Regions from separate parts of the Mus musculus genome. Here all the other regions are linked to region 1. A link is a loop called in an ENCODE intact Hi-C map of the cell type or tissue named here. Cell type or tissue: left cerebral cortex. All regions are shown on one strand. Region 1 has its middle 22 kb from the start of Capn2. Region 2 overlaps Capn2 (calpain 2). Region 3 holds the start of Srp9 (signal recognition particle 9). Region 4 has its middle 16 kb from the start of Gm33669. Region 5 has its middle 16 kb from the start of Gm33725. Region 6 has its middle 33 kb from the start of Trp53bp2. Region 7 has its middle 11 kb from the start of Gm33669.

Region 1 (4,000 bases):
TACAGGCAATCAGTGGTAGTTGAGGGCGAAACACTTCTTCAGTGGTGTAGCCATTGGAGAGATGCCCATGCGCCAATAAGTTATCTTACATCCCTGTTTCTGATAGTAACGTTAATTATAGTGACTGGTTCTCCCCAAAGAGAGGGGAGAGTTGTGAAGGAAGGAGGACTAACTGGGAAGAAGGGGATCTGCAGAGTGAGGGAAGACCAGAGAGGGTAGTCATGGGGTCACACAATCAAAACACATGAACATGCAATAATAAAAGTCTGGTGTATAATTAACATGTGAAAATTGAAACCTTTAAGACAGAAAATAATAAGACATAGAGGGATCCAGAGGCTCCGGAGTGATGATCCTAAACTTGCCAGACATCAGACACTGGACAGACTCATCCATCTTCGGCTATTTGTAGCAGTGGACCCCAAAGGTCACGCCAGCATCCCACAAAGAAATCGTCTTTCCACTCCCTTTGCTGAGAACTTGCTCCACAGCCATGTCCTGAGTGATGTGCCTGAGAACCAATCCCCAAAGCATAGGGAAAGTAGTTACGGTTCGGCCTCCCAGGCTCCATACGGAGTGGCACCCTCCTGCTGCATGACTTTCTTACGGCTGCAGTGACAAATGGAGTGGCTCAAGAGCTGAAGGGTCCCAGTCAACCTCACTAGATTACATCCAGAGCTCCCCTGCATGCAGGAGTTCATGCACTTGCCACCCTCTGTGTTTAGACACTGACTGCATACTGTGGTTTATGGACTGCCTCTGCCTCGCATCGCTTCACTTCCTGGCCTCCTTTTTACCCTACAAAGTACCACAGTGCAGCTTTGGGAAATTAGGGTGTGGTCATCTTCAGGAAGCTGTTACTCAGCCTACCACAGTCCCCAAGCCTCAGCCAGCAGGGACAAACACAAAACGAAGGGTTCTTAGAGGCAGATTCCTGTGTGCATGTTAAAAGTAGAGGTAGACAGATTATAGGTAGATAATAGAGGATAGAAAGAGTGTAAGAGATAACAGATAGATAAATGGTAGATAAATGATAGAGACAGTGAGTGAGAGATGATAGATAAATGATAGATAATAGGTAGATTGTGATAGACTATAGACAGATATAATAGATGATAGATAATGATAGATTATTGATAGGCTATAATTGATTGATAGAGAGATGGTAGATGAATGATAGATAGATAGATAGATAGACAGATAATTAGGTAGATGAGTAGATTGTGATGATAGATGATAGATACATAGATAATGATAGATGATAGAAATATGAATAATAGATTGTAGATAGATGATGATACAAATAGATTATAGATATATAATAGTAAGATTATAGACAGACACATAGATAGATGATAAATTGATTATAGATACATACACATACATACATAGATCGGCTATGATGGACAATTGGTAAATGCATGAATAACAGAGACAGATATTACATACATATTGTGAAGGAGTTGGTATCAGCCAGAGGGCTTTGAAATCTGAATATTGATAAATACACCAGTGCACTTTGCTAATTTTAATTGCTTATGCTGGAAAGGCCTTTTAGGTAGAGATTTCTTTTCTGTACTGCTGACTTAATTTTTTTCTTGAAATAACATTACTATATTTTGCCACACGGTGGAGCCAACGAAACATCAAAGAGGCCTTTGCAGCCGCCATTTTGTCCTTTCTGACTGGTTGTGACATCATCCACCACCGACTGGTCCCTGCACGGTTTGGGTATTTAGAGGATTCATGTTTGCTCAGGCAATCTCAGGGAACTTTGCAGTTGTCTGTACTCAAAGAAACCGTCTGAGCTCCACACAAGAGTAAAGACAGAAGTTCTCTCCTGACAGCTGTCAGTGTGACTGGGATGAGAGCGCTGGGTGCCATTGTGAGGGAATAGGAGGTGGGTGTTGGCGTGGGGAGTGGGGGGTGGGGAAGATGCAGGGTGTCATTGTCATCAAGAAACCCAAGTCCTTCCCAGGTCTGCAGGAGAGGGAGTCAGCTGGGCTGGGGGTGTAGGAGATTGCTTCTGGCCAGAGCTTTGCTCCCAGGGGTGCATCTCCATGCCCTTGGCTCTCCTGTGACAGGGTCTATATTGATCCCTCTCCAACCACACCTATCACACAGGCTCCTTCCCTTTGATACACTGTCACAGGTCACCACATCATACACTCTTTGGCCTCTGTGTACCTGCAAGGTTCGCCTCTGGCCTCCACCAGCACCTACACAAAGATTCTTTGTGTGACCAAACTTTGGTCCGGCTCCTGAACCTCCTGAGTACTTCTGAGTACTTTTTTTTTTAAAAAGATATTTTCTTCATTTACAACTCAAATGCTATCCCAAAAGTCCCTTATACCTCCCCCCAACCCTGCTCTCCAACCCACCCATTCCTGCTTTCTGGCCCAGGTATTCCCCTGTATTGGGGCATATAATTTTTGTAAGACCAAGGGCCTCTCCTCCCAATGATGGCCGATTAGGCCATCTTCTGCTTCATATGCAGCTAGAGACATGAGCTCAGGGGATACTGGTTAGTTCATATTGTTGTTCCTCCTATAGGGTTATAGACCCCTTCAGCTCCTTGGGTACTTTCTCTAGCTCCTCCATTGGGAGCCATGTGTTCCATTCAATAGATGACTGTGAGCATCCACTTCTATATTTGTCAGGCACTGGCATAGCCTCACTAGAGTCAGCTACATCAGGGTCCTGTCGGCAAAACTTGCTGGCATATGCAATAGTGTCTGCGTTTGGTGGTTGATTATGTAACGGATCCCTGAATAGGGCAGTCTCTGCATGGTCCTTCTGCAAGAGCAAAACCCCAACTGTAACAACAAAAATAACAGGAAGCAATAATTACTTTTCTTTAATATCTCTTAATATCAATGGACTCAATTCCCCAATAAAAAGACAGACAAACAGACTGGCTACGTAAACAGGACCCAACATTTTGCTGCATACAGGAAACACATGTCAGAGACAAAGACAGACACTACCTCAGAGTAAAAGGCTGGAAAACAATTTTTCAAGCAAATGGTCCAAAGAAACAAGCTGGAGTAGCCATCCTAATATAGAATAAAATCGACTTCCAACCCAAAGTTATCAAAAAAGACAAGGAGGGGCACTTCATACTCATCAAAGGTAAAATCTTCCAAGATGAACTCTCAATTCTGAGTACTTTTAACAAAGAACTCTATTAAGTCACCTTAATATGCCCATTCTCAGGACAGCCAGAATTTAAGGTGCTTGCTGGCATGCCCGACAACCTCAGCTCCATCCCTGGAACAGTGGTTCTCACCCTTTAGTACAGTTAGCTCCTCGGGTTCCCGTGATCCCAACCGTAAAGTTATTTTCATTGCTCTTCATAGTTGTAATTTTGCAAGCGTTACAAGTTGTAATATAAATGATATGCAGGATATCTGACATGCGACCCCTGTAAAAGCATATTGTGACCCCCCCAAAGGGGTCGTGACCCATAGGTTGAAAACCACTGTCTAGGAACAACATGGTGAAAGGGAACAGACTCCTTCAGATTGTCCTGTGACCTACACACACACACACACACACACACACACACATATGCATGCATGCAATATATGTGCATGATTACCCCCAAACACACACATACACACACATACACCACATACATACACAAATGAGTGAATGAATGAATGAAAGAATGAATGAAAAAATAAAGAATCCCTCCACCCACATTCTGTTTAGCATCAATGTCTAATGAGGTCTCTGTCACCCACTATCTTTGGATGTCTGATCACCTGACTTGGCTTCATCAAAAATGCTGTTAGGTGAGTGTGATGGCTGGTTTTGACTGTCAACTTGATTGAGTTAAGAAACATGTTGGGCAGCAATGAGGCATATCCTAGGGTGTGGCTCACAACACTGCCTCTAGAGTGGTTTAAATGAGGTGTAGGTGACGCTACCTTGTGAGCTAAAGCTTGGGACATGAAAAAGGAAGAAGGAGAAAGGCCACTGAGCACCGACCTCGCCT
Region 2 (4,000 bases), 50 kb after region 1:
TGGTAAGAATGGCTTCTTGGTTCTAATCCTAGCTGTGTATCACCCAGCTGGCCCAAAGTTGTGCTGGGTCCACCCCGGATGTCAGCCCTCTGCAGCGGGAGCCTCAGGTGCTGGTGCTGGTGCTGGTGCTGGTGCTGGTGCTGGTGCTGATGCACTCACTGCATTAAGATGGAGCTAGTGGGTTTAGGATCTCTACAACCCCAGGCCAGACACTGGGGCAGGGGGGCTTCATGTTCTTAACCAAGAGAACTTGGGGCATAGAGCTCAGGGCATGACCACAGGAACCTGCTGTGTGCTTTTTGGGAAACTGGGTTCATTTCTGAAGTGTCTCCAGCCAACCTCTGTGTCAGGGCTAGAGTCAACGCCAGAGGCTGGATCAGAGCAGCATTAAGTCATCCCAGAACATCACTAAACCCTTCCTGGTTTGGTACAAATTCTAAAGCATGTTGTAGCCACAGAGGAAAATAACTAGAGGGATCGCTCCTTGCCTTCCTGGGCACCCCGAGTTGGAGACAAAGACAAGGAAGATAAAAGCAGAGGACCCCATGAGCTCCCAAGTGGGGATCTAAGTTGGAGTGGGGAGGCATTTTCAGGGATGAAGGCTCCCTGTTGCAGCATGAATTCCCCCTTCAGGATCAATGGGTGCTATGAAGCACTCTCAGGGGGTGCCACCACGGAAGGCTTTGAAGACTTCACAGGAGGCATTGCTGAGTGGTATGAGCTGAGGAAGCCTCCTCCCAACTTGTTCAAGATCATCCAGAAGGCTTTGGAGAAAGGTTCTCTGCTTGGCTGCTCTATCGATGTAAGTCTCCATCACCCTCCGCAAGCACTCAAGTCCGCCGCCACCCAGAAGCTCCTTAAGGCATGGGTGCATCCCTTGCCCAGGGTCACCAGGCAATAGTCCTCTAGGGGCGCCATTGATACAGTAACAGTGCCACCAGACCTTCATCCCCATCCCACTTTCCATTCTAACTGTGTTGTATCACTCCACTCACAGACCGCAGGTCACAAAAAGCCCCCCACCCCCCTTCTGCTGGTCTTGACACCTTGTCCGGCACCTGCAGGGTTGTTTGAGCAGCCCTGCAACCTCTCCTCACTCTGTCCCAGTGCTGGTGGGTCCTGGAGAAGACGCCAGGGAGTACCAGAAGGATCTGCTTCTTCAAAATAGCTTTGCAGGCAAACAAACCTCACCAGGGAGATGGAAAGTGAGGCTGGTCCAGGCCCCAGGAGTTTCCCCAAGCTGTGCCCAAAGGATGGGAAAGGAGGGCCTTTAAGGAGTTGGCAACCCAATACATGGATTCTGAAGTTAAAAAGTCGCTGTCAGTGCAACTTAGTTGGGCGGAGTAGGGGTTGCAGAATCACAGCATCTTGGCTACAGTTGCCACTTGGGTGTCTGTCATTAGGCCTCCCACAGACCCTTGTCTAGAAGGTGACTCATCTGGGGGGAGGGGGGGCATGCGCCAACTTGCTCCCTGGTGATCAGCAACTAAAAGTTGCTCCTCCAGGTGGCAGGATGGATGCGCAGAGTTTTCCAGACTAGGCCCGGGTGCCATGTGCATCTTTCTGGGCCATTTGTATCCGGGATGGAGCAGCTGCCACCTACTGTCCTTGTGTTTGCAGATCACCAGCGCTGCAGATTCTGAGGCCGTTACGTACCAGAAGTTGGTGAAAGGACATGCGTACTCTGTCACCGGAGCCGAGGAGGTACGCCCCCTGCTAGCACGTGGCTGTCCGGGGTGGGGCCTCCAGGGCGGCAGCTGCCTGGCGCGCGCTGCCCTCTGCTGGTCACCGAGGCAGCTGCAGGCGTTCTTTTACTCTCTGGATCAGCTTTAAAAACAAAACCCAAACTCAGAACTTCCTATTTTACACTCTTAAATTATTGTTCGTGGGGCGTGGTGGCTCACACCTGAAATCCTAGCCTCTGTTTCTCAAGGGCTAGGATTTTCTAAAAATATTATTTTTTAAATGTGTATTTTAACTTGGCTAACTTTTACTGCACATGCTGTCTCCATATAAATGGCTGGGTTTTTTTCCCCCAGCCATTTACAAGTAAGCTGCAGGTATGGTGGGCCTGTCATCCCAGCCTTCGGAGCCTAGACAGGAGGGTAACCCAATGAAACCTTGTCAAAACAACAAACAACAACAACAACCCAAACAGCATCTTCCTTTTCACCCAACATCATAAGCAACGGAGAACGCATCTCTGAGAGCCTGTGACAGAAGTACCACCAGTTACAGTTAGTTAACGGATGTTTAGCTCTAACACCCCAACCACAGACACCAGGCCAGCTAGCCAGGCTGTTGGTGTCTCCCGCTGCTAACAAAGATTAAAGGCCCAGTCTTTAGAGCCAGCTCCTGAGAGCTTTAATTCTTATTTCATTGGCTTCCCCGGAACTTGGGGAGCGAGCTCCTGGGTACTTGGAGTTTAGTTATGATTTTCCAAAGCTGCCCAGCAGTGATCTGAGGGTTAAGTCCCTTCCAGCTTCCATGATCCTCCTCCACCCACTTGTCTGAAGTGGGGGTGTCCAAGCCCCTCCAAGCCTGCATGTCCCTTAGTCCCTCTCTCCTTTCTTTCATTGGATCCTTCAGGTTGAAAGTTCAGGAAGCCTGCAGAAATTGATCCGCATCAGGAATCCCTGGGGACAAGTAGAGTGGACCGGGAAGTGGAATGACAAGTGAGAAGGGAACAGGGTGGGTGGGCCCCTGGAGCGCGCATTCTACAGGGAGGGCCGAGGAGTGGGGCCAGAGAGCACACACCCTACACGGAGGGCTGAGGAGGGCTAGCTGAAGCTCTGAGAGGTGGCACTGTGGGCAGTGCCAAGAAATGAGGTCCTGAGGTCACTCCTCACACCGCGTGGGCCCCAGGCCTGCGACTCGCTAAGGGGTTTTGCAAACAGGTCACCACTCAGCACTGGGGAGCCATGGCCTGGCCCAGGCCTCCAGCGGGGCACATTCTTTCCTACCTCATGGTCCGGTCCGTGGTCCCTCCTTCCTTTTCCAGCTCACGTTCACTCTGCTATTGGGCCCTCTGGGGTAAAACACACCCCACAGGCTAGTGAGATGGCCCAGTAGGTAACGATGCTTGGCGCCAAGCCTGATGCCTGGGACCTACATGGAGGAAAGAACCTGCTAACCACAAGTGGTCCTCTAACCTTCAAAAAAGCACTGTGGCAGAGCACACCATCACCCTGCTGGAATATTCGAGGGGGCACACACTCGCGCGTGCGCTCACACACACACAAATAAGTGTAAACAAAAAATAAAGGAAGAAAAGGCCCCGTCATCCTAATAAATCAAGGCCATGAACTGTGTGCCAAGAGCGGGGATGAGCCTGTTGATCCCCAGGGCTTTCCGGTAGCTGTTAAGCTTCAACCCTCTGGGACAAAAGCTCCGTTGAGCCGTCCACCTGGTCCCTTGACTCTTTCCCAGAAGCGCTTCCCCTTCCTCTACCCCTTTTCTGGCTTGTTCCAGGCGGCCCTAGCCTCAGCAGAGGACCGCCTACGGGCAGACTTCCTTCCGGGTTGCTCTGGGGGTGGTCCTTGGTGGGTTTCCAGTTGCCCCTAAAAGAGCTGCCGGGAGCATCGTCCCTGACACAGCAATGCTCCTCCAGCCCTTGACGGTGGGCCTTGCTCATTTTTACTCTTCTATCCACCGTGTTCCAGGAGAGTGTGACCTCTCCCCTAGCTCCCTGCACAAGCGTCTGTGCTTCTTAGATTATGTTTTGTGTTTCTCCATGGGGTCTGGATGCAGGTGGGTCTGGGCCCTCGGAAGTTAGTAAAAGTGGGTGTGTTCCGAGCCTCAGCCTTTGGGGACTGTGGAGAGACATGGTCATTGCCACACACTGATTCCTAAGACCTCTCTTCTTGCTTCGCTTTCCAGTTGCCCCAGCTGGAACACGGTTGACCCAGAAGTAAGGGCAAATCTAACCGAACGGCAGGAGGACGGAGAATTCTGGTAAGGCAGCAGGGGCGGCAGGGACATTCCTAACCAGGGCACCAGT
Region 3 (4,000 bases), 410 kb after region 1:
TATTATCACTTTAATAAGATCATTAGTTTTAAATGTTGCCTTAAAAAGGGAGCCTGCAGCCGGGTGTGGTGGCACACGCCTTTAATCCCAGCACTCGGGAGGCAGAGGCAGGCGGATCTCTGAGTTCCTGAGAAATAAAAAGAAGGGCCGGGGGAGCTAACACCCAGAGTTCAAGATCACTCTCATCTCCACAGGACATTAATGAGGCCCATCTAGGACGCATGAGAAGATAGGAGCTTAAAAATACACAAGGATGGTTCCGAATGTTCTACTGTCTACTCTGGTCTTCCTGTGGTTCTAATGCAGGTAGACACAGATTTGGCTCCCAGCACCCACAAGGTGGCTCACACCCATGCCTAACTCCATTTCCCGGGGATTCAATGCCCTCTTCTGACCCCAGCAGGGCAGGCACCCCATGTGCACAAGCAAACACTGACATACGTAAGAATTAATGGACTGACCTTCTTAAAAGATGCTTCCTGTGGGCTTGGAGAGATGGCTTAGCTGCTAAAGGCTATGCTCACAACCAAAAGTAAAAGATGCTCCCTGTAAAATCCTGTAGTAAGTACTGCCACCGCAAGCTGCCAGTACCAATATATTTTTGATTTTTACTTACATGTGTGTGTCTGTGTGTGTACATGTTAGTGTGAGAGATGTGTGGTCAGAGGGCAAATTTAAGGAGTAGATTCCCTCTTTCCATCCTTAAGTGAGTTCTGCATGCTGAGTGTCTCTGCAGTCTCATTATGATACACACACACACACACAGAGTTCGTGTTATGCACTGAGCCCGGGTTCTTGAGATTGTTAGCTGCTCATCGGTTTTTTTGTTTTTGTTTTCTTTTTCCTTAACGTGTATATTCATAAAACATGCGTCTACCATACCTTCAACAATCCTTTAAGGAATGATGAAGCTGACCTTTGTGTCCCCCTCCCGGAACTTGTTCTGAACTGCTGAGATGGGACTGGGTAGTTTGCTTTGGGGAATGAAACCGCTTGCAAACATTTATGTCTAACGTGAGAGTGCAAACAGTCTCCATGTTTCAACTGGTCCAGGAAAAGACTAAAAATCCCCACTATCCAAAAAAAAAAAAAAAAAAGTAGAGCAGGTGCTTCCTAACTGGGACGTACAGTAGCACCATTTTATAAGCTGGTACTCTCGGGTCTGGGTAGGAAAGGAAAGGGGCACTAAACTAAGCGACGGACAGGAAAGCGACGGTGCAGGGGGAGGAGCCCACTCAGCGACACGTAAACCAACCAGATCCCGAGCGGAAGTTAGGAGCTCCCCCGGGTGCAGGCCGCTGTGGGGTCCGGCGCTGCGGAAACCGCCCTGCCTGTAGCTGCTGGGGTCGCCTCGCTGGGTCACTGGGTCTCCGGGTCAGTCGGAAGCAGACGAAGGGACAGTGGCACCGGGTGGGCCGACTGTTTCCTGGGCGTGCTCAGGCCGCGCCAAGGGTAGAGAAGCCCCGGGCCCCAGGGCGGTCCCTGCAGCGACTCACCTTCATGGGGTCCGCCAGGTAGAGCTTCTCGGCCGCCCGGCTGAACTCCTCCCAGGTCTGGAACTGAGGCATCGTGGCTTCAGGCAGCGAGGAACAAGGCCGCGAAGCGAGTCACGGCGCTGTCGCCCCGGCGGCCCGCCGCTCTCCCGCAACCGCCCACAGCGCTGCACTCCGGCGGCGCAAAGACGGAGGCTCACGAGCGCTCACGCCATTGGCCAGCCTCGGCCGCGCGCCTGTCCAATGGGCAGGAGGCGTGATGTCGGGGGGCGGGGCCTCCGCTCTGAGAGGTCGGGAGAGGAGAGGGCGGCTGCCACAGCGCCGCCTGCAGGGCTGGAGGGGATAGTGCCTGTGCTGCCTTTCCAAAGACTAAGGAGCTCTGTGACCTGGTACCCAAGTCACAGTCGTGGTGATGACAAGGCGCAGCTGTCACACTCAAAGCCTAATCAAGGAGTTGGGGAGACATAACGGACGCGCAACCAAAAACTTTCTGTGGTAGACTTTTGTATCGGGTCAGTGGAACAAAAAGGAGCAAGGCTCCCAGAGGTGAGACAAACTGAATAGGGAGTAGAGAAGGGCGAGACCTCTAGGCACATTTAAGATCTGCAGTGTACGTGTACTTAAGAGGAACAGTAGTGTTCAAGGGAATGGAGGAAGAGAAGAAGCACAGAGAGAAGGAAGCTACACTGTGGCATCTGCTAGGATACGAAATTTGAGTCTTTCCCTCAGGCAGAGTGTGACACAGGACAGCTTTTAAAAGAAATTTTATTGGGGTATATAGTTTATGTGTGCAGTAAACATCGGCTTTGAGAATATACGATCATGGATTCTGAAAAAAATACATATACACACACGTCACACAGCCACAGAGCATATACCTACTTGCCTAATGTCATAATCAATATATGGGGGTATTTTTCACCTCTAGAAATTTCTTCATGCCTCCTTGTAATTCATTTCCTCTGTCTTCACTCCTGGCCCCACGAATGTTTACTCTTACTAAAAATTACATCCCCCTGTCCATTGAGCTGCTTTTTCCCCCTTCCCTTCTCCATCTTGCTCTGCCCCTCCTCAATCCGGGCCCAAAGGTTTGTTGTTGTTGTTGCTGTTGTTGTTTTTATTTTTTGTTTCTCATTACAGATGGTTGTGAGCCACCATGTGGTTGCTGGGATTTGAACTCATTCATGACCTCTGGAAGAGCAGTCAGTGCTCTTAACCCTGAGCCCTCTCACCAGCCCCCATTGATCAGCTTTAAACAGTTTTGTTGGGTTTTTTGTTTTGTTTTGTCTTGTATTGTTTTGGGTTTTCAGTGCTAAGGATTGTGCATTCTAGACAAGGTCTCTGCCACTGAACTTAGCCACATTCTCCTCCCCATCTTGCCTTCCTCTTCCCTATCTTTTTCTTTTCTTTTTCTTTCTTTCTTCTTTGTTTGTTTGTTTGTTTGTTTGTTTTTCAAGACAGGGTTTTTCTGTGTATCCCTGGCTGTCCTGGAACTCTCTCTGTAGACCAGGCTGGCCTTGAACTCAGAAATCCGCCTGCCTCTGCCTCCCAAGTGCTGGGATTAAAGGCGTGCGCCACCCCTGCCCGACTTCTTTTCTTTTTCCTTCTTTCTCTTTCTTTTTCTTTCTTTCATTTTTTCTCTTTTCTTTCCTTTCATTCATTTTCTTTCTCTTTTCTTCCTTCTTTCCTTCCTTCCTTTTTTTCTTTTGCTCTTTCTTTTTCTTTTTTTATGTCATGAGTTTGCGGAAAGTCCCAGCTATTTAGTCCAAGGCCAAACTGGGCTACTTAGAAATAAACAAGCAGGGCTGGAGAGATGCCTCAGCAGTTAAGAGCACCGACTACTCTTCCAAAGGTCCTGAGTTCAAATCCCAGCAACCACATGGTGCCTTACAACCACCTGTAATTAGATCCGATGCCCTCCTCCGGTGTGTCTCAAGACAGCAACAGCATACTCATAATAAATAAATAAATAAATAAATAAATAAATAAATCTTTTTTTTTTTAAACATTGAGCAGTCTCTGGGACAAACCTTCAGTCCTTTTTTTTTAAGATTTATTTATTTATTATATGTAAGTACACTGTAGCTGTCTTCAGACACTCCTTACACATGGTTGTGAGCCACCATGTGGTTGCTGGGATTTGAACTCCGGATCTTCGAAAGAACAGTCGGGTGCTCTTACCCACTGAGCCATCTCACCAGCCCCCCTAAATAAATCTTTTTAAAAAAAGAAATAAGCAAAGAAAAGAAAGGAAGAAAGAAACAAGAATGATGGCAGTCCTAGCAAGAGGCCATCATGGTACCTGGGCTAAATAGATAGCAATTATTTTGATTTTTTTTAAAGGGGGTGAAACAAAGGGACTCTGAAGTCAGCCTCCCGGGGGATGCTTGAAGGTCTGCTCAAACATTAGGGCTTTACAGCTCAAGTTCCCAGGAGGCTGGGTGGTTAGCTGAGTCATCTCTACGAAGGTTAAAGTCACTTGTGAATAAGATTAGCTTCAGAAGAAG
Region 4 (4,000 bases), 640 kb after region 1:
CCCTGTTCGCATGATTGTGAGTGGCTCGCACTGCACTGCACTTGGCTTGCCCACTCGCCCACTCTTCTGTATTCCCGTCCAAGGAGGAGCAGGCAACCTCCTTCCATTTCCCAGGATGCTCCTCTGCCCCCTTTATCTAACAGTGTTGATGGAAACTCAGTGATACATTCAATTAGTGCAATGATGGGGCCTCAGTGGAAAGAAGGCCCCAGCCCCTTTTACTGAGAGACTCTAGTCCTCTGCTTAATTGCAAGCCTGATTTCTAAGTAGCAAAATGTGCTGGTCAGTTTTCTGTTGCTGAGACCAAAATCATTTTTTTTTAAAGATTTATTTAAGGGCTGGTGAGATGGCTCAATGGGTAAGAAGCTCTGACTGCTCTTCCGAAGGGCCTGAGTTCAAATCCCAGCAACCACATGATGGCTATCACGTAATGAGATCTAACGCCCTCTTCTGGTGTGTCTGAAGACAGCTACAGTGTACTTATTTATAGTAATAAATCTTTGGGCCTGAGGGAGTATGTGAGTACACCATAGCTGTCTTCAGACACACTGGAAGCATCAGATCCCATTACAGATGGCTGTGAACCACCACGTGGTTGCTGGAAATTGAACTCGGGACCTCTGGAAGAGCAGTCAGTGCTCTTAACCTCTGAGCCATCATCTCTCCAGCCCTGAGACCAAATTCTTAAGTCAACTTAAAAGGAAGAAAGGTTTATCTGGTTGCGGTTTCAGACCACGGTCATGAGACCCTCTTGCTTTGGTCTTGTGGTGCAGCAGTACACCATGGCAGAGGGAGGCCTGGTCGTGTCATGGTGGCTGGGCAGCAGTACAAGCAAAAGGAGGACAATTGCTAACACGTTTGAAGACACAGACTACAACCTATCTTTCACTGAATCCTGACTCCCAAAACTTCGGCCTGATACTTCCATAGGCCTGTAACCAAGCCCTGGAGCATACCACATCCAACTGGCACTGGAGGGCACCTCCTGCACAGCGAGGGGGACCAAGGTAATGAGCGGAAGGAAGGCAGTCTGGTGAGCGTGGGCAAGTGTACCAAGCCATGGAGCTGCTGCTTGTATTGTGAAGGGTTAGGGTCGTCAGAAATCACCCTAACATGGTTTCTGTGGTTGCAATGTGCTGAGGGGTAGCTGCCTGCTGCCGACAGCCCACGCTGTCCATCAGTACCACAGTTTTTGACACAGCTTCACTCACTATCCTTCTCAATCTTGTTGCAAATTTTGTGTATAGCTCAGACTCTGATCCTCCTCTGTCAGTCTCCCAAGTGCTCTAGGCGTAGGCCTTAACCATCTTGAAGATGTCTTCTTCAGAGCTAGGTTTTAAAATCATCCCCAGGGTCTAGAGAAGTGGCCCCAAGATTAAGAGCACTTGCTGCTCTGTAAACCTGGAGTCGGTTCCCAGCATTTATGTGGTGGCTTACATACAGGCATCTGGAACTCCAGTTCCAGAGGATCTGACCTCCACAGTCATCAGGCACACACATGGTACACGTACTTACATGCAAAACAAGAAACAAAAAAAAAAAAAAAAAGAGGGCTAGAGAGATGGCTCAGCGGTTAAAAGCACTTGACTGCTCTTTGAAGGTCCTGAGTTCAAATCCCAGCAACCATATGGTGGCTCACAACCATCCGAAATGAGATCCTATGCCCTCTTCTGGTGCATCTGAAAACAGCTACAGTGTACTTAGATATAATGGGGCTTTTTTGTTTTGTTTAAAAGAAACAAGAACATCAGATGCAACGTTGTTGCTGTGGTAATCGGATAGTTGTCGCTGTGATTCATACAATACACAGTTGAATTTGTGAAACCAGGAAGCTTAGTCGTTATGTATCCTGAGACTTTTTTTTTTTTTTTTTTTTGTAGCTCTGCCTCTGAGCCTAGAACCTTTGGAACCTACCTTTGAAGATAGGTGATAGGTTTCAATCTGCTGAGACAAGTGTGTCCGCACAAACAGGCCACCTAAATGCTGTAAGGAGATTTGATAGTTTTTAGCCAGAACCCTGATAAGTGGTTGAGGCCTTACCATCATGTTTGGCCCTCTTATCAGTTGGACTAAAACAGGAAACTTGCTGCACACAGCTCACTAAATGCATGTGTGACTAGCACCAGGGTCAAGAAGCATCCATATGGGACTCCATGTGAGCCCCTTCATGTTCTTTCTGTAGTTCACAGCCAGCATAACCTCTCCTGCCTTCTTCTCGCCACACTTGGCTGTCTCCTGTGCTTGATATAAATGGAACTGTGCCTTTTTGTGCTTGGCATCTTTCTCTCAGTCTTGTGCGTGAGCCTCATCCACAGCGCATTGTGGTGGGTAGTCCGTGCTCAGTGTGATAGAGTAGTTCCCAGCTTGGGGCTATTACGAGCAGTGCCACTATGAGTCTCCCAGCATGTGTGCTGAACAGATGGACGCCTTTCTTCTGCGTTTGTATCTAGGAATAGCCATGGTGGGCCACCACAGATGCCATGCCACTTCAGCAGGCACCTCCTCTATGTACACACTATGGCGGTAGCCACCTGGGAGGATATCAGAGGGGACTGTGAGCCTCCTGTTGTGAGCCTGGCATCAATCCAGCAAACATCCAGAGATCCAAACCCGAGCACACCACAAACCGTGTTCTTTGTTTCCCTGGAATGTAAATGAGAAGCACCTTTCATTCATGACTACACCTACCAAATGGATACTTACAAGACAGGACTCCCTGCCCCTCTCGAGATGTTTATATTTGATTCGTTTTTAAATGGATTGCATTTTAAGTTGTCACACAGCAGCATGCAGGACTATGGAGTAGTTTCTCCATTCTCATGGGGTAGACTCTATAAAGCTCCCAACCCAGCAAGGAGATGAGGCCACTTTTTTTTTCCTCTGAAAGGTATTCTATAACCGTGGTTCTCAACCTTCCTAATTCTGTGGTCCTTTAATACAGGCCCTCATGTTGTGTTGGCCCACAACCACAACATTTTCATTGCTGCTGCTACTTTAAAAAGATTTGTTTGAGCCGGGCGTGGTGGCGCACGCCTTTAGTCCCAGCACTCGGAAGGCAGAGGCATGTGGATTTCTGAGTTTGAGGCCAGCCTGGTCTACAGAGTGAGCTCCAGGACATCCAGGGCTACACAGAGAAACCCTGTCTCAAAAACCAAGAAAAAAATTTTTTTATTTTATGTATGTGAGCACAGTGTAGCTGTCTTGAGACACACCACCAGAAGAGGACATTGAATCCTATTACAGATGGTTGTGAGCCACCATGTAGTAGCTGGAAATTGAACTCAGGATCTCTGGAAGAGCAGTTAATGCTCTTAAGGAGCCATCTCTCCAGCCCCTCATTGCTGCTTCTTAACTAGTTTTGCTACTGTATGAATCATAATGTAAATATCTGTGTTTTCTGATGGTCTTAGGTGACCCCTTGTGAAAGGGTCATTCTACTCCAGAGAGGTCACAACCCACAGGTTGAGAGCCACTGTCCACTGTTTCACAAGTTCTTGGGTTAGGGAGGTGATTCTGCCCTTCATAATAATCCAAGGTTTTTAAGCACAAAGTGGAAATTAACCTTTGTGACAGATTTTTGGTTGTTTGGTTTTGAGACAGGGTTTCTCTTGTGTAGCCCTGGCTGTCCTGGAACTCACTCTGTAGACTAGGCTGACCTTGAACTCAGAAATCTTCCGGCCTCTGCCTCCCAAGTGATGGGATTAAAGGCATGACAGGTTTTAACAGAATGGAAATATGTGCACACACACACACACACACACAATCTCTGGTCAGATATGTATGTATACATGAGAACTCAGTCCCTAATCCACCCTCCAGTGTTGTATTTATTAATATCTAACATGGATTTGAGCAGCAAAGGACTGAATGTGAGACGCCGTCCCCCTTGAAGCCTTTGTCTTTATTGAGTAACTAGTGGGACAATCCCACCATCCTTTCCTGCAGCCTGTTAATGGGCACTGACTTGCCTCCATGTTAGGAAGAGGCCAGGAGGGTGGGA
Region 5 (4,000 bases), 400 kb after region 1:
TTGCATGCTCCCACCGTGATGTTCTGTGCTCTCTGAAACAAGGAGCATAAACAGACTGCCCTGCCTTACAAGTTGATCCAGTTCAGGTATTTTATATCAGCGAACCTGGCTGACAGAGCCACGTTGGTCTCTCATACAATCTTTTCCATTTCAGTGACAGAATCTTTCAGTTATTACATGGGATATTTAAAAGTTCAATAGCTGATACCAGAGCTTTAAAAAAAAATTGTCAAGGTTCTGTCCTGTGGGAACTCAGGACTTTATTTAATTAATTTTATTTATTTATGTAATCCCTCCATGATTCACATTCCTCTTGCTGTAAAAATGATGGTGGTGATGATGGTGGTGGCAGTGGCGCAGAGTGATGATGACGACGACGATGACGACGACGACGACAACGACAATGGTGCTAACAATAACAATTCCTATCTCTTGGCACTGTCGGGGGTTTAGCTGAGTTAACAGGCTGAAGCTCTGAGTGATAGAGGCTGGCATACCACCGTGCCACCTCTGGCCTTGATGATCAAATCAATCCTCAAGCGAGTTGCTCTTGGAGGGTAGAGAAGGGGTTTATTCACCCAGCTGTTTGTTTTGGTGTGATTCCCAACCTTGTGCTGTTCTCCTGCTCCTCTCGTTCGCCTCTCCGAGAAAGTGTTTGCTCTGACATCCTGGTCTGCTCCCAGGATCTGCCCCACTGTCCAGGTGGTAAACATCCCACAATGTTTGTGACACACGACCCATTCCTCTAAGGTATTGATGGCACGTATTGGGAAGAGAGGGTGCGTCAGAGAGGTGTTCTAGAGGAGGCCATTCGGGCCTTGGTACTGTCTCCGTGGGGAGAAAGGAACCTGGGGAGAGAAAGGAGGAAGCACAGAGCGCGGACTTGGCAGCTAGAGAGGGCACAGGCACGGTGACACACGGGCCACTGAGCCCACTGCCTCTGTGCGCTAGCCTCGAGGGCTAGGGTGACTGATGAGACGGCCAGAAGCGGAGATCCGGAGAGGGCTCCAGTTGGGACTGTGGACTAGAATGGCTGCTACGTGTTCCTGGTGTTTCCTCACAACATGGCAGTCATTGACTTCTTCTGTGGTGGCTCAGGGACCCAGTATGAAAGGGATTGAAGTCACAGCCAGTGAGCATCATTTATCATCCAGGACTACGATCCTTGCAGCTCTGGCTTTCTGCCTTAGCAGTGGAAGCCAGCAGGCGCCGGCCCAGATACAAACTCAGAGGGCACAGAGAATCCCTGGCAAATACGTTGCTTTACTGCGTTCTGAAAGTCTCCGACCCACGGTCATGTCTATCCCGGAGTCTCTCTGGCCAACCTGGCCCCACTGTACCCCATCCTTCCTGCCCCTGTGGAGTTCCTAGAAGACACGCAAGCCAGATGAGTCCCCTGTGTCGTCCCCCCAGTGTCCTGTTACTGGGAATCCCAGCCCTCGCTTCCTCTAGGGTCTGCATGAGCACACTCCTCCCTTCCAGCTCCTCACCCTATTGTTCTGGGGAATGGCACATCACCCACTCTGAGGTCTCCACACTTCTGAGCTTCCTCACCAAATGTTCCTCTCCCCCAAATTTGAGCACAGTGACCCTGTGACCTTTAGGGATCAGCTTGGCTCTCCTTCACAGATCTAAGTGAGATTCCCCAACACCCAATGTTCTCTCTCCAGGACTGAAGTTGTGTGTGCTCGCTTACTGGTTTATTGTCTGCCTCTTCAGTGGCTCCCTGGGGAAGAATTCTTACCTTCCTTGTATCCATGGGGACCACCACAGTGCCTTGCATACCTTGGTAAGCCATAAACAAATGCATGAACAACGGCTTCCATATGGAAGGTAGTGGTGTGTGATTGTAGCTCAGAAAGACATCTACCCTCCTTCGTAGTAGGAAGTAGGAAAAGCAACATTGTCCAGTGTTAGGAGCAGTTTTCCAGTCTGGCTCTGCCGCCTGGCAGCTAGTTTTGGAAAATTCACCTCCCAGAGCCTCATTTGTTTCTGTTGTTGTTGTTTTACTTAAGTCCAGTATCTCATGGCTGTGTCTTGGGTTGCTCTGGGAACCCTGTCTAGAGTGAGGATGGGCTGCAGTTCCTGCTGTACCCACTAGGTGGCGATATAAGTGTGTTCTGAGCCCCACCCGGGGCCCCAATCTGCAACTCAGAGCCTTGAGGGAGCAGCTCATTTGGAGCAGTCACCTGGCTTATGCCAATGCCAAGGGCGGTAGCTGGATCCGTAGGAGGCTTCTGCCTCAGAGGGCTCGAGTGGAAAATGGCTAAGGGATGGTCACCCTGTTTAGCCAGAAGTTACTTAGAAGGAGGCCCCTTCCTGATCTTTTCTGACTCCAGAATAGCTTTCTGGCCGCTGATCTATCATTTTGTAAGCGAGCCAAGGTTGGGGTCAAGCTGCACCGGTCTTCCAGCACCGTTACAGCCACGAACCCAGCTCACCTCTCCCTCTCTCCAGCTCAGTGGCTCCTGTTCTCCCTGAGACTTTCGGGTGCCCCACGCCTCAGGGTGGCTGGATGCCTGCCCTGCCCTTGCCAGGTGGGCTATGCTAATTTCCCCAGCCAGCCTGGCCAGTGGGATCAGCATAGCCCAGCCCACGGTCCTAATCGCCCAGCCTGGACTTTGACTGGGGAAAGGCAATACTGCCTGGGCCAACCTCTTTCTCAGCTTGGGCAAGATCTGTCTCAGACTGAGTCAAGGCAGTTCCTGCACCTTGGAGCCTGTGTGCTTCTGCAAAGTTGGTTTCTCTTGGGAGTGAGACACACGGGTCGCCAGCCACTGGAGAAGCAGGTGGGCAGGTGGGGCACCAGCAAGGTCACAAATGTCCTCAAAGGCATAAGGCCCAGGTTACATACAGCTTCACCGACATGGGCAAGGGACCTGCCGTGTCTCCAGAAATAGGGATTCACAGGGACACTGTCACCCAAGTCTCCTTCTCGCAGGGACCCTCCAGTCCATAGGAATAGTAGGTCTAGCGGGAACATGAGCCAGGACCCCTCCCTGACCCCCAAGGCTCAGCACCCAGAACCAGAGGGGAACTGTGAGCACATGTGCAAATGGTTTGGACACACATGGCAGCCACAAATGACAGGTGTGGCCAGTCTACCACAAGAAGGGGAGTTCACAAGCGAAAGCATACGCCATCTTTCACAACAATGACGCCACTCATTCCCAGTGACCGTCAGACTGAGCCTGTCCACAGTCTCTTCTACCTCTTTCTTCGACAAACATCAGAATAGAGAGAGAGATACTTTCAGCCCAGGGAAACAAGCTCTTTGAGGACATCCCAACACTGGAACCTGGCAGCAGAGGCTGCTGGAGAAGGCTTGAAGCAGCCCTTGGGAGGTGGAGTGGATGGCTCCGAAAGGCAGCCTGTACACGTTTGCATGGCCAGTCTTCCTCTATGCTGGGGTGATTGTGTGTAGAATGCTTCAGCCATGAATTGAAGTGCTGGCACTAAGGGACCATGGTGGCAGCTCAGATACCACAGTTCCCCCCACCCCAGGGGGCTGCTTGATTAGCAGTGAGCCCAACCCTCCCAGAGATGAGAGATGGGGTGGGTCCCCCTTCCCACCATCTTTTATTTTCCCAATTCTGACTCCAACATGAAAGATCAAGTACACACACTCAATCAAGCATGCACATGTGTGCAGATGCACAGTGTATTTGCACACACACACACACACACACACACACAGTTTGATACAGCTTTACAAATCCAGACCCCAACAACCTAGTGGGAAGAGAGTGGCAATTCAAGTCTGTAGAAAATACAGATGAATAGGATTTGGCCAGACAGAGCAGGAGACACTACAATCACATTTTAAAAGATTTTAATGTATATGAGTTTTTTACCTGATATATGTAAGGACATTGTATGAGTGCTTGCTGCCCTCAGAGCCCAGAAGAGGGATTGTGAGCTCCTTGGAACTGGAGTTATGGATGGCCGTGAGCTGTCATGTGGGTGCTAGAAATAAAACCCTGGTCCTCTGAGAGAGCGG
Region 6 (4,000 bases), 160 kb after region 1:
TTGTTTTGTTTTTGTTTTCTCGAGACTGTCCGGCAATTATTTACTTTTAAAATAGCTGCTCCAGAAGAAAAATGCAACTTAAGGTTTTAAGTAGACATTTTTAAAATTAAAAAAAATAAGGATGAAAAATATAACTTAGCATGTCATAAAAGCTGCTAAAAGCCAGGCAGTGGTGGCGCACGCCTTCAATCCCAGCACTTTGGAGGCAGAGGCAGGCAGATTTCTGAGTTCAAGACCAGCCTGGTCTACAGAGTGAGTTCCAGGACAGCCAGGGCTACACAGAGAAACCCTGTTGGGGGTCGGGGGAAGCTGCTAAAAGCTGGTGCTCTGATTGGTACCCAGTGTGAGCCAGCTTTCTGTCACTCTAAGCTGCAGTAAATACCTAGGTAGCCAAAGAAAAGAGAGAAGGGAAATCTGGCCCTCAAGCGTGGAGGCTTCCGTTACTGGTGGGCTGTGCTGCCTTTGGACTAGCAGAGACATAAGTACGTGATAGTGGGCAAACTGTGGTAGAGAAAGCAACTCTCCTCATAGCCAGAATGCAGGAGAGAGGAAGAGAAAGAGGCTGCAGGTTCACAGTCCCTTAGAAGATGTGCCGCTTCCTCCTCCATAATCGATATCCTGCCTCTGTGCAGGTTTGTACTTCTACAGAAATACATTAAAATATAATCTGAAAATACAAGCTGCCCTCCTGGGAGGAACAAGTTCACATACGGAATCATTTTACAGGAAAAAGCAAGCAGGAGGGAAGAAATAGAAGACTTCATTGCGGGGTGGAGATCAGCAAAACATAGGGCTGCAGACATAAGGAAAGGGTCAGAGTGATGCTCGATAGTCTGCATGCTAAGCAAAAGAGAATCAATTTAAAACAAAAAGAAAAAGTGTTGGCTTGAGGAACACTTTCCGGGGCAGGAGATCCCACGCCGACAGCTGCAGGGAGATCCCACACCGACGGCGTCTTTGTTACTACATTTTACTGTGGGAGCAGGGGCCATGGCTCAGGTGTGGTCAGAGGACAACTTGCAGGAGTCTGTTCTCCCTATCCATCTTGTGGCTCCTGGGAAATGAACTCAGGTCATCAGGCTTGGTGGTGATGCCTTTGCCAGCTAAGCTAGCCAGCCAGCCCCCAACAGCTCCCTCAATCGAGGTTTAGAGCTTCCAGGCAAAGGTGCTGATCAAAAAGCATTTTGATAACAGGCATGTAAGACAGGAACTATGAAATCATTCTTTGACCCTCTAATTTTCCTTTGAAATACAATGTTCTTATTGGTGCTCTTTACAGACCCAGCATAACATGAAGTACATTGAAACATTATTTTCTAAAATAAAGCTGTACTGACTGTGGTAATTCTAACATGAGGTGTAACATTCTATTTCAACCAGAACATTAAGTATTAGACGTATCGCAGCTTTATAATCTACTCAAGAGAGCTTATTGAAGGCAGAAAATGAACCTGAGCAGTAGCGCTTATATTCAGCCCTCATTAGGTTTGTGCAAACGGTTGTTTAAATTCCCAACGGGAAGTCTGTCCATCTGGCAGGCATGATAGCGTAGCGAGGAGGACCAGATGGGCTCTGAAATGGGTCGTTCCTGGCAGAGTGAAGAATACTTACGGTAGGATTGATTTTTGATGCACCACCTGAGGTGCCCAGGACAGACCATCCAAGTCCCCAATGGACTTGTCCCCCTGTGCAAAACTTAAAAGCATTAAAGGCCACCTAGTGGCTAAATGGGAAAACGACATGTCAGATGATTCTGTGGCTTCGTGTATGGACTATAAACAGGCTCTTTAATTTGGTCAGCTCCTCTTGCACACAAAAGCATCTTAAGTGGCCCTGGGTTGGCCATAAATATCTCCTACAAACTCTGTTACTTCCCCATCATCATTGCCAGGGTCCTCGGTCAGGCTGTCTTTCGCCATCAATATAATTTCTCTCTATAGCTCCCTGAAAATGTTATGTGCAGAATATGGCATTACTGTATGTGAGTAAATGATCAATATTTGTCGCTTAGAGAGAGGATAGGGGAGCGTTCTCTGGGTACAATGCTTTCTTCACAGCATGAAGACCTGAGTTCAAAACCGAAGCTGACTGTGGTGGTGTGTGCCTGAAATCCCAGCATCAGGAGACAGAGACAGGAAGAATCTTGGCGCTCTTTGTCGTCAGCCAGTCTAGCCAATCGGTGAGCTCCTGTCCACTGAAGGGCATGTCTCAGAAAATAGTATACAATGATAGAAGAGGATGCTCTTTGGCCGTGGCCTCCACAGATGCACTCATGGACATGCACACCTATACACGCTCACATGTGCATGCACACACATCTCTATTTCACACCAAACAGCTTTGGTCATTAGTGAGAATCATCCCCTCGCTCCAGTACCTTCTCAAATTCTTTTGCAAAAATACAGCAATATGCTACACTATTAAACAGTGGCAATGAGCTGTTCAGCACAAAGGCAAATGCGCAGTACGTTTCATTGGCGAGAAGTTCATTCCAGAACACCGCTCACCCGCGAGTCTTCTTGATTAGCCTTCGGAATGGTTTGGATGATTAAATAGCAGCATTTAAATTCAGATATATTTTTTCCCCACAGAATTGTAATTGGGGTCTCCCATGGAGAGACCTATCAGACCTATCAGACTTCCATGTGACAAGTCCCAGTGTGACATTAACAAGACATTCAAAAGAGTAGGGAAGTCTCTCTGAGAAAGAACTTCTGGGTGACAATGCCGCTCACCCTTGCCTGATTTTGCTTTCGATTCTGACTCCCCTTTCCGCTGACTCGGAGGACCATCCTTCAGCTATCTGTCATTAAAATAAGCAGTTTGTAGCAAGAGTTCAGAGATGTGGTTTTCTTCTTTTGCCATTCATTTAGACCAGCATGTCTGTGTAAAGTAACATCGAAAGTAACAGTTTGTCCAGATAGATTGTAGGATGCAAACTGGGGAATGGTTTCCAGGAAGGTCCAATGTTTGGGTCGATCTACAACCTTGGAAAGTCCCGGGATGGAACTCACCTTCTCCCTCTCTGTGCTCCATAGTATCTGCTAACTAAGCACTGGGCAACCCATCGGTCCTTAGTCTTTCTCCAAGCTTGCCCATCTGGACCTAACTAGGAACCACTGTAGGACCCTCTTTCCCTAGATCCACTTGCCACGGTGCTACACAGGGTCACTTTCTCTAAACTAGTTGAAACTTGTAAAGCATACATAAAAGGACAGTTAGAAAGTGGCATTCCACCCCACACCCCTCCACGCCCCCACAAAAATATCTCCAGAAAAAGAAATCCTCCTAACTGGTTCCTGACACGTTGTAATTCTTTACTTCTGTGTTTCTTCCTCTGCTTGTCAGTGATGAAGCATCAGAAAATTGTAAAATCCCCAGGAATGGGAAAAACCGACAGCGAGTCTCATCAGGAAGTATACACCAGGACTCAATGTTCCAGTAAAGAAACATGCCACTTCCGAATATGCATCAGGATCCTGATGGGGTGGTGCGCACCTGTGACCTGAGCACTCTGTGATGACCAGAGTTCCAGAGCACCCTGGCTATATAGCAAGACCTTGTCTCAAAAAAAAAAAAAAAAAAAAAAAGAAAGAAAAATTAAAATCAGATCTTCCACATCTATCTTCTATAGATTTATTTTATGTACATGAGAAAAAGACAACTGGCTCTGATGTCAGTTGTAGCTTTAAAGAAAGTCTCTGTACAGTGGGTGTGTACACACATCATGATGTGGGGAGGTCAAAAGACAACCCCTTGTCAGTCCTTGCCTTCCACTTCCCAGGAGGGCTTCTTCGTCATCATTGCCCATTCAGGCTAACTAGAACACAGGCTTAAAGGGAATTCTCTTGTCTCCACCTCCCATCTCAGCATTTGAATACTGAGATCACAGGTATACTCACTGATATGTGGCTTGTTTCAGCTCATAGTTCCAGGTTACAGTCCATCATAGCAGGGAGGACACAGAGGCAGGAACTTGAAGGAGGTGTTTATAGCACAT
Region 7 (4,000 bases), 650 kb after region 1:
CAAAACAACCAGCACTAACTGGGGGCCAAGGGTTGATACCCATGAGCCTCTGGGCCGTCTATCCTCTAACCCTAACCCTAACTGTACAGCTATAGCAGCAGTATCTGAAAAGGCCATTGCACGACCCATCCAGAAGCAGATGAGGTCATGTGGATAGCCTAGAAGCAACGGGTCCATCACAGGAATCTGAGCTGAGTTCCAAGAATAGACAGGTAGTCCTCAAGAAGCAATGGTTCCTCTACAGGGAGCAACAGTTTAGGGGGAGGCGGGGGTGTGGGGGAATGTGAAAGTACAGGCTGCTGTGAAATTAAAGCTGAGAGGAGGCGTGGCTGCACCTGTACCCACAGACTTATATCCTGTGAAGCCCCCCCCCCAGACTGCAGGCCCAAGTTCAAGCCCCTCCTCTCTCCTCCTTGAGACATGCCAACACAAGATTGCATATACCCAAGGTGCCTCAAGTTCAGTGTGGCCCTGCCACCTTCCCATCCTTTTCCACTGTCACCCTAGACTCCATTTCTCAGCATCTCTTGGGTTTGCTTCACCTGTCCAGAGATAAGCAAGCTATGGCTCTGCCTCTAAAGGGTCCTCATGATGAGCCCACCCCGTCCAGTCACCTCACACACACACCCAACACCCCACCCCACCCCACCCCACCCAGTTTACTGCCCTCCTCTTACAGTAGCCAGAGCACTGTATGACCAAAACATCCCTGTCTGCTGAAAGCTTTTTGAGGCTCCGGGAGGCCCAGGTGGAAGTCTGAGTTCCTCACTTGCCCATCATCCTGGGGCCAGCAGCTGGAGGAGACAGAGACCATAAGATGCCTGAACAATGTGTTCCCTCCTCACCTCCGCCCCTTCCTCCGCTGCTATGATCCTGACTTGCTCAGGTCTCAGCTGAATCCCTTTGATCTCAAGAATGTAGATCCAGATTTGTTCTGAGGGGTCCTCGTGGCTCTTTCTGGACAGTGAGATGAAATGGGACATGTTTTGGAAACGTTCAGCAAAGACTTTTTCCTCCAACATAAGAGGAAGATCAATGTGGAAAAGCGCTTTGCCCAAACCTCACTCAGTCTTCAGTTCTCTTTCTTGATGACATGTATTTAATTCTCAGAGCCACTGCATCCACTTTGCAACAGGAGAGGAAAGTTAGACTGAGCCAGCAGACTTGACGCTTGACTTTACCAGACCTGCTTGCAACCACCTTCCTCCTCGGCACTTAAAACCAAAGTACCATTGTTTAGGCCATGCCTAGGCAAAGGGTTCCTGTAGGAATCCCTAAAGAGAGAGTGGGAAGCAGGAAAAAGTGAAGATTTTATAGAGGCACCTGTGATTAGAGGTGCAGCGCATTCCCGGAAGTGCTCCCGAAGGGCGTGGGGCAACTGAGAAAGGGCCAGTCCCTTGTGGTGAGACTTGGGGCCAAGTTCTGTTCTCTCACAGCCACTTTGACATGGCACTTCAGCCCCAGGGACACACCCAGAATAACACTTGCCCAAATGATCAGGACACGCCACAATCCAGTCAATTTGACTCTCAAAATTGACCATCATAGGTATGTGATCTTCCCCCGAGCTTCCAAGGACCTTGGGAGCTCCTTTTTTTTTTTTTTTTTTTTTTTTTAGATTTATTTATTATATGTAAGTACACTGTAGCTGTCTTCAGAGGGCGTCAGATCTTGTTACAGATGGTTGTAAGCCACCATGTGGTTGCTGGGATTTGAACTTCAGACCTTCGGAAGAGCAGCCGGGTGCTCTTACCCACTGAGCCATCTCACCAGCCCCTTGGGAGCTCCTTTGAAAGACGTTTTTTTCAGTACCTACAGCTGGATTAAATGCTGAGCCTTCCTCCCGGGAGAGGAGGGAGCTACAATGTGACCATTTTCTTCTGCCTCCTTCTGACCAGAATGAGCCTTGTCCCCATCTCATCTCTGGAGGAAAGCAGAGATCCTGTTTGCTCAGCACCCCAGGAAGTCATTCCCACCTTCCACATCAGTTCTGGCTTTTCGGTGCCTGGTGAGCTGCACTGAGAGCAGATGTTGGGTCTGGGCCTGCGATTAGGCCAGGCTAGCTTGAAAGTCAAGACACAATGCCAGGATAGACCTAGGCAGGCATCAAAAGTGATGGGGGAGAAACCAGTGTTCCTCTGCTTGTCCCTCTCATTGTCTCTAAGAGTGTCACCCAGCTGGCCGGGGCTATCCAAGCTGCAGTGCTCGGGCGCCTCCCAGCGGTAGCTCTAGGCAGCGCGTCTCCTGGCTGTTAGGCAGCGCCCTCTGCTGGCTAATGTCTGTTCCTTCTCTTCTCACACTTGGGCACAGCGCACAGCCATGCATGTTGATGGGTGGACACGGGCTCCAAACCCGAGGATTTGCTAAGGAAAAAATGAGACTTTAAAGCTGGAGAAAGTATGCAGAGACTATGAAGGAAGACTCCATACACTGTTGTCGCTGTGGTGAGGGGAGCCCCGGAGTGTCCAGATTCTAGATGGGCCCTACAGGCCGGCCAACTTCTACAGTCAGATGTTTTACTGGTCAAGATTATGCTGGAAATGTGAAGTGCGTGCTGTGAGCGAAGCGGCAGGTAGGGTCAAAGCAGGAGCCCTTTCTTTGTACATGCCTGCAGTTTGGGGTAGAAGAGAGGTCTCAGGGCTAGGAGCATGGCTAGCCATTGAGCACGGGGAGAGGAACACCGGAGATAGAAAGCAGGAAGATACCCTGGGAGGTAGAAACAGACATCTGAGAGCCGAAGACAGCCAAGGGCAGATCCTGAGCATTAGTGAGCCACAAAAATGAAGACCAGGGAGACAGAGCAGTGTGTTGAAGGCACTGCAGAACTGAAGTGTGGATCTGCCATCCTCTATACCCATGGTAGCCATCAGGGGAACCAATCAGAATGGAGGCTTCAGTCACTAGCTGAGTAGGTGTTTTTGTTTCTTCCTAGCATGTTCCACGTAGTGGAATATGCTGAACTGCAGGAGTCAGCCTACAGCATTCACACAGAGCTTTACCCAAAAGTCTAGGCTCACCAAAGGAAGCCAGAGGACCAAGCATTCATTATCTTTGCACCTGGACAGGTGTCTCCCCTCTGATAGGCCCATGGTGGGACTGGGCCTAGAGACCATCTCATAGCCCACTGCTTAAGGCCTTTGGGTCCACCAGCTAGCAATGGCCTAACACGGTGGGCTCTGAGGGCGAAGGCCATCTCCATGTCCTCTAGACTGGCTCTCCCAGTAACAGGGGAGGACTGAGGGGCCCTGTATCCCCAGTTGACAAGGTGGCTCATGTGTAGTCTCAGCTCTTGTGGCTCATGGCTACAGATGGCTTGAGTGGAGGCATCTGTGCTTAGGAGTTACGTGCAACTTGGGTGGACTCCCAGGCAAAGCTCACAGTGAAAGTGAGCTGGCAGAAGAGCCACTGACTTCCCTAGGTGCCAATGTCAGCCCTGGGCCTCTAGCTCTCTGCCTTGGGTCCAACATGTCACTTACCCAAGAGCTCTCAGTCCCTTCTGACACTGTCCCTCTTCGCTCACTCTCCTGGACACTAGAGAAATTCAGCAGCAAACAGTGGCCTCAGACTTAGGACAGGGCTGCAGCAGGAGGCAGGAGACATTTGTCCTACTTCCTCTGGCTCTGGGGTCCACCTTGCCACTTAGTGGCAGGACAGATGTGATGGTGACATTTTTGCCCTCCAAGCACCCTGCTTGCTCAGGGTTAACCTGGACATGCATCACCTCCCTGTCAGCCTACTATGGGCCTGAGTGGAGTCCACACAACAGTGCGCTCTGCTCTGGCCTTGTCTTTGTTTTGAGGCCAGGACACAATGGACAGTCTGCCAAAAAAAAAAAAAAAAACCAAGCTGGGTATATACATTTCCGCTCATAGAGTGTGTCCCTAGCATGTTAGAAACTCTGAGTTTGATCCCAAACCTCAAGAAGACAGGACATGGTGGAACACACCTTTAATCCTAGCACTCGGGAAGTGGAGGCAGGAAGATCAGAAGTTCAAGGTCA

What was found. Hi-C counts contacts between places; a loop is a spot of excess contacts. Peaks named below come from ENCODE experiments on the same cell type or tissue, not always from the same donor. Only the 100,000 strongest peaks of a DNase experiment are listed, where the experiment ranks them.
Region 2: a loop joins it to region 1, with 8 times the contacts of the local background. A loop is called at or near these places in 30 of 42 quality-filtered maps.
Region 3: a loop joins it to region 1, with 4 times the contacts of the local background. A loop is called at or near these places in 15 of 42 quality-filtered maps.
Region 4: it touches region 1 in a loop (4-fold over the local background); 16 of 42 quality-filtered maps call a loop at or near these places.
Region 5: a loop joins it to region 1, with 4 times the contacts of the local background. A loop is called at or near these places in 26 of 42 quality-filtered maps.
Region 6: a loop joins it to region 1, with 9 times the contacts of the local background. A loop is called at or near these places in 23 of 42 quality-filtered maps.
Region 7: a loop joins it to region 1, with 2.8 times the contacts of the local background. A loop is called at or near these places in 16 of 42 quality-filtered maps.

The regions. Positions count from the first base shown.
Region 1 is chr1:182,537,214-182,541,213 of GRCm38, reverse strand. No RefSeq gene overlaps it. Among named protein-coding and RNA genes, the nearest start is that of Capn2, 22 kb to the right of the region's middle. In left cerebral cortex, a CTCF peak has its summit at 1,625 (motif pointing right); a DNase peak (open chromatin) is centred at 1,656; H3K4me3 peaks cover 782 bases; H3K27ac peaks cover 526 bases.
Region 2 is chr1:182,487,669-182,491,668 of GRCm38, reverse strand. Capn2 (calpain 2) reads left to right here. Exons shown (of 21, transcript NM_009794.4): 5 at 634-802; 6 at 1,621-1,704; 7 at 2,590-2,675; 8 at 3,880-3,954. It overlaps LOC108167751 (a long non-coding RNA gene), which reads right to left. Exons shown (of 2, transcript XR_003948412.1): 1 at 2,964-4,000; 2 at 1-1,827. Among named protein-coding and RNA genes, the nearest start is that of Capn2, 28 kb to the left of the region's middle. In left cerebral cortex, CTCF peaks have their summits at 906, 1,564 (motif pointing left) and 1,776 (motif pointing left); DNase peaks (open chromatin) are centred at 861, 1,696 and 2,965; H3K4me3 peaks cover 300 bases; H3K27ac peaks cover 1,711 bases.
Region 3 is chr1:182,122,472-182,126,471 of GRCm38, reverse strand. Srp9 (signal recognition particle 9) reads right to left here and starts at 1,735. Exons shown (of 3, transcript NM_012058.3): 1 at 1,497-1,735. The coding sequence starts at 1,568. Gm33725 (a long non-coding RNA gene) reads left to right here and starts at 1,706. Exons shown (of 3, transcript XR_373761.4): 1 at 1,706-2,039. In left cerebral cortex, a CTCF peak has its summit at 1,819; DNase peaks (open chromatin) are centred at 1,271 and 1,756; H3K4me3 peaks cover 1,718 bases; H3K27ac peaks cover 489 bases.
Region 4 is chr1:181,892,317-181,896,316 of GRCm38, reverse strand. No RefSeq gene overlaps it. Among named protein-coding and RNA genes, the nearest start is that of Gm33669, 16 kb to the right of the region's middle. In left cerebral cortex, a CTCF peak has its summit at 1,683 (motif pointing left); a DNase peak (open chromatin) is centred at 2,373.
Region 5 is chr1:182,138,690-182,142,689 of GRCm38, reverse strand. No RefSeq gene overlaps it. Among named protein-coding and RNA genes, the nearest start is that of Gm33725, 16 kb to the right of the region's middle. In left cerebral cortex, CTCF peaks have their summits at 1,890 and 2,092 (motif pointing right); a DNase peak (open chromatin) is centred at 2,101.
Region 6 is chr1:182,374,088-182,378,087 of GRCm38, reverse strand. No RefSeq gene overlaps it. Among named protein-coding and RNA genes, the nearest start is that of Trp53bp2, 33 kb to the left of the region's middle. In left cerebral cortex, CTCF peaks have their summits at 1,514 and 1,714 (motif pointing left); a DNase peak (open chromatin) is centred at 1,667.
Region 7 is chr1:181,887,228-181,891,227 of GRCm38, reverse strand. No RefSeq gene overlaps it. Among named protein-coding and RNA genes, the nearest start is that of Gm33669, 11 kb to the right of the region's middle. In left cerebral cortex, a CTCF peak has its summit at 2,239 (motif pointing left); a DNase peak (open chromatin) is centred at 2,231.